Regions from separate parts of the Homo sapiens genome. Here region 2 is linked to region 1. The links are chromatin loops, found by intact Hi-C in ENCODE. Cell type or tissue: PC-3. All regions are shown on one strand.

Region 1 (2,500 bases):
AACGACTATTTTACACACCTGGAGCTGATCAATCAAAAGCCAGAAAACACAGAAGGACACAGCAAAACTGGACTAGGGGTTTCCTCTGACACCGGTCCATAGTGTCTGCTTTGCTGCTGTGTGTCTGTCTTTTCTCTGAAGGATGGTGACGCTGCCGCCACCTTTCCACCTGAGTCAGTGACGGACCCGGACTCCAGGACATCCTGGATCCTATGTCTGTCACACTGAGCCTCTCCTCTTCTCCCCAAGGTCAGAAGCCCACCCTCTCCAGGATATAGTCAGAAATAACTTCCCGAAAGAGGGGCGAGCGGGGCTGGGGTGCCTTTCCCGGCTACACAAGCCTCTGCCACAGGCACGCAGGCATCAAATGTTTACCACAGACCTGGGCAGACCATTTTATTAATATTAATAAGTAACCAGGAACAAAGGGCCCCTTTATTTTTAGCTTTCTCTAATTGTGTAGTAATTACTCATCTACAAAACAAATGAGGCCCTGCTCGCGGTTGCCATGGTACCGGGTGCCCAGCCTCCCTGCAGGATGATTGGCCAAGAAGCCCGCTGCTCCCGCCTTGGCCCCGCCCCTCCACCCCGCCACTGGCTCAGAGCAAAGCCCCAGCAACTGGGCAGCCAATCCCCTCCCAGCCCTAAGGCCGGGCGGGGCTTCCCAGCGACCTTCCAGAAGCGGTCCTCGCAGCCCACAGGAAAAAATGTTGACTCATCCCTACAGAGGACGTCTGTCTTCCCAGAGAAGCCCGCCCGTGCTCCATCGCCTAGTTTCTTCTGGGCATTGGCTAACTTCCCTCAGCCTTGTTTCAGCTAAAGGTTCCCTTCCAATAATTCTCTTCAGGCTGGCTTCCTCTTACACGACCACGCCTCCTCCCGGCCTCCTTTGTCTGACATTGGTCTGAGTGCATTCAGGGACCAGAAACCTGTCAGCCAAAGCCAGGCAGTGTCTGCAACAGCAGGAGCAGGTGCAAAAAATACTTATACCGCCTCCTGAGGCCACTCGTAAATGATTTGGGGTTATCTCCTCCCCCAAGGATAATGGAGAATTTAGTTAAGAGCAGCTGTGGTTTTTTCTTGAGTGTCTGTTTTAAGGTTGCAGAGCCTGGCTCAGCCATCCCAGGGCTGGTACGATGGAGCGTCCGCTGACAGTGGCTTAGAGGACAGAATGACGACAGGCTTAGGCTCAAATCCTGTCTCTGCCACTTCAGATAAGCTACTATCCTTTCCAAACTACAGTTTTTAAATCTTTAAAATGGGAATGAGAATGACAGTGCTCACTTCATAGGGTTATGAGAATTTAATGGGATAAGGCAGGTGGGCTTGACATGGTACTTGGCTCACTCATAATACATGTGAGCTATTATTATTAACATCTATTATCATTATTGTATTCAAATTGACTAGGATGTGTCTCTAGCATTCTATTGACCACTTACAAGATACCTTCCCCTGGAACCCTCTTAGCCTATACCACGGAGTGGCTGCCATCGTGGTGTTCTCATCCCCTGACAGATCTAATTTCAACAGCCCATCACAGCTGTTCAAAGGCATTATTTGTCTGCTTCCTGTTCTGTAGGATCCCAAGCTGGGAAGGGAGACCTTTTTAAAAAAATTAATATTAATAAGCAACCAGGAACAAAGGGCCCCTTCATTTTCTGTGTTTTCTAATTGCATAGTAATTACTTATCCATATGAAGAATGAGGACTAGGCTGACTTTGCCGCCGGGAGGCCTGATGGTTTGTATTGTTGGGGAAAGCAGGTGCCACCCGCAGACACATGCAAAATATCTTCCAAGGACCCATAATCTCACCTTTCATTCAGGAGAGCTCACCCATGAGGAAGAGGACTGAGGACATGGGCAAAGGAGGGGGTGCCCCAGGTAGGGTGAATCAGGTATGGCTTTCTGGCACTTTGAGCCAAATTTTGACAGAGAGGGCAAAGACAAGGACAGAGGGAAATGGAGTGGCAGAAAGAAAGGGGACAGTGGCCACCTCAAGGGCAAAGGAATGGGAAACAATAGCCCCAAGCAGGGAATAAATAACAACTTGTTGGCAGAAGCAAAGGAAAGTTAAGGGAACTAAGGCAGAGATTTGCCATGGAATGCCCTCCTGTGTCTGCTTTCTCAATGCCTCTCACTCCACACCCCTTGCTCCAGGTCACGAGCCCAGCCCCAGCCCCAGACCCCAGGATTAGGGGTCAGGCTGTTCTTTGTGGAGCTACAGCCAGGCTTATCTTCTTTAGATGGTTCTGTCCTTACTGAGCGCCACTTGCATGAAGAATACGAACCTCCCTCTCCTGTGACTATATCAACATGGCTTTCAAGATCTCCCAGAACCTTGACTGTCTCTATCTCTTCAAGCCCATATTCCCTGCCTAGCAGACAGCTTCCCACTCCAAATTCTCCAGGCCCTGTGTCATGTCTTGCCTCCTCCACTAAGCTTCCTGCCTTCTGGGTACTCTCTGACCTTGTAGGAATCTATCCTTATTAAAGGC
Region 2 (2,500 bases), 290 kb after region 1:
GGCTGTGGTTCTGAACCTGGCAGCTGTAGCACCATCTTCCCAATTTGGTGGGGACTTCCAGATGACAGAAGAGACAGTAGGTATTTGAAGACCCAGATCTGCTGCATAGCTCTGAGGGCTGTTCCCAAAAGCACAACCTAGAGGTTTCCGTGTATCTCCTGATGATTTCTGGAAGCATTTTAATGCCCTCAAACAAATTCCTTTCTGCTTAAACCAGATGGGAGTGGATTCAGCTCTCTGCAACTGAAACTAGACTAACACACGGCCTTTGTTCTTGTTTTTAAAAAATAGATCAATATCTTCATTTAAAAAGAAAAAAGGACACAAACTAGAACCTGAAATCTGTTTTGTTCCTAACTGGCTGATTGACCTGGGGTGAGGCAATTACTAATGTTTGTTGGGCCTCAGTTTTCTTATCTGTAAAATGAGAGGGTGAAATTTGATCTCCCAGGATCTTAACACACCTAATATTTGGTGATTTTTTTTTTTTGACAGGCTGGAGTGCAGTGGCGCAATCTCAGCTCACTGCAACCTCCGTCTCCTGGGTTCAAGCGTGCCTCAGCCTCCCAAGTGGCTGGGACTACAGACACACACCACCACGCCCAGCTAATTTTTGTATTTTTTGGCAGAGACAGATATGTCTCTACCACTATGTTGGCCAGGCTGGTCTTGAACTCCTGACCTAAGGTGATCCACCTGCCTTGGCTTCATAAAGTGTCGGGATTACAGTCGTGAGCCCCTGTGCCCAGCCATATTTGGTAATTCTAAATCCAGATGCCCTTTATTTTCATAATTCTGAATTTATTTTTGCAGTCAATTAATCAATACGATCGATCCCTCTTGGCAGGAAAAAAAAACAAAACTGTCCTCATTCTCATTGGGGTGGCGGATTTCAAATCACATTCAGAAACACCAGATTGCCAGGTAAGAAAACTTCATTTTCAACTGGAGCTGGACATCTCCTTTAAAGCGTGAATAGGGGCGATGAACAGTACACCCTTTTATAGTTTCTTCTAGAAAGGGGAACACTACTATTGGTTTCTGTATCATTTATATTTTTTACAGCAGAAAGTATTCATTGATAATAAAATGTGTAATAAAAGAAACAGAAAATAGGCACAGCTTGTTTTCAAATTTCTGTTCATCTGTAACTTTTTTCCTCCAAAAAGAGAAAACATATCAATATGTTGACTATAATTATTTCTGTGTGGTGAGATCTCAGGTTTCATTTTATTTTTCCTACTTTTTGACATTTTCCAAATTTGCCACATTTGTAAACCCAAGCGGTAAAAAGACAGCAGGAATCTTCCTCATTCTCTTCCCTCTTCCCACATCTGTGGTGGCGGTTTCTTGGAACAGTTACACTGAAAGTTCTGATTCAGAGGAAAACTATTTCCATCTTCAAACTTGGATAAATGTTAACCAAATAAGATACACAGGTGGGTAGGTCAGTGTGTTGAAGATAAGTAGGTAAGTAAACAAATAAACCCGAAAGAGAGAGCTTTGCCAAACTACACTGAAGAGGGCTGTTTAAAATAAGCAATTCAAGTTGATCCAAGAAACCCCAATCTTTTTAAATTAAGCCTTCCCCTTCAGCACATATAAAAATGTTTACCATAAACACATCATTTTTACAAAAACAGTAATTTTTTTTAAATTAAGTTAATCTCTCAAACTTTTGGTGAGGTTAGAAAATAGTACCATTCTCCTTATCGGGAGGGCCAATGTAAGATAAAAAAAATTTTAAGAGATTATATATAAGTATATATATTACAAATTTTTTGATATTGTAAAGGAGATTATATATCTCATATATATAAGCTCCTTTATATATTTTTCATATATATTTATATGTAAAATCTCCTTCAAAATATCCATAGCCTTTAACCCCAAAATTCCACTTCTAGGTAAACATATTAAGGAAGTGATCAGAGATGTTGCTAAGGGGTTATGTACAAGGATATTCCACAATGTTACTTATAATAATAATAATAAATCACTAACCAGCTAACTATTCAATAACAGGCTTTGGTCAAATAAAGTATAATTGTAAGTCACAACACCACATAGACAATAAAAACCACAACATAAAAACAGTGAATGAGGAAAATATGATAAAGTTATAAAGGCAGGTTAGCCAATGATTTGTGTGTGTGTGTGTGTGTGTATACCTGTGTCTCTATATAATTTTTTGCCCTTTTTTTTTTTTGCCATGAAAAAGGACAGAAAAAAATGTACCGAAATGTTCATAGCAGTTATCTCTGAATGGTAAATAGTGGCGTTGGGGGGATTTTTACTTAGTTCTTGCAGTTTTCCAAAATTTTCCCAAGTGTTTGTGATTGGAGGAACATGGCAGAAGCAGTAATCAATGTTCTAAATAAACAAACTGCCCAAGTCTCTCCTTTCTGTAAACGTCTAAGTTGGAGTTAAAAACATTTTTATCACAGACCAATCTCGTAATTTTACCCCATCAACTGGCTGAATGGAATAAACATTACAA

Evidence for each region. Peaks named below come from ENCODE experiments on the same cell type or tissue, not always from the same donor. Only the 100,000 strongest peaks of a DNase experiment are listed, where the experiment ranks them.
Region 2: a loop joins it to region 1, with 8 times the contacts of the local background. A loop is called at or near these places in 2 of 110 quality-filtered maps.

What each region holds. Positions count from the first base shown.
Region 1 is chr17:57,661,260-57,663,759 of GRCh38, reverse strand. The region is part of intron 11 of MSI2 (musashi RNA binding protein 2); the gene reads right to left. Among named protein-coding and RNA genes, the nearest start is that of MSI2-AS1, 54 kb to the right of the region's middle. RefSeq lists a silencer at 506-798. In PC-3, a CTCF peak has its summit at 992; a DNase peak (open chromatin) is centred at 699; H3K4me3 peaks cover 953 bases; H3K27ac peaks cover 1,631 bases.
Region 2 is chr17:57,371,218-57,373,717 of GRCh38, reverse strand. All of the region lies in intron 5 of MSI2 (musashi RNA binding protein 2), which reads right to left. Among named protein-coding and RNA genes, the nearest start is that of MSI2, 120 kb to the right of the region's middle. In PC-3, no CTCF peak of the experiment used is centred here; a DNase peak (open chromatin) is centred at 1,387; H3K4me3 peaks cover 817 bases; H3K27ac peaks cover 1,393 bases.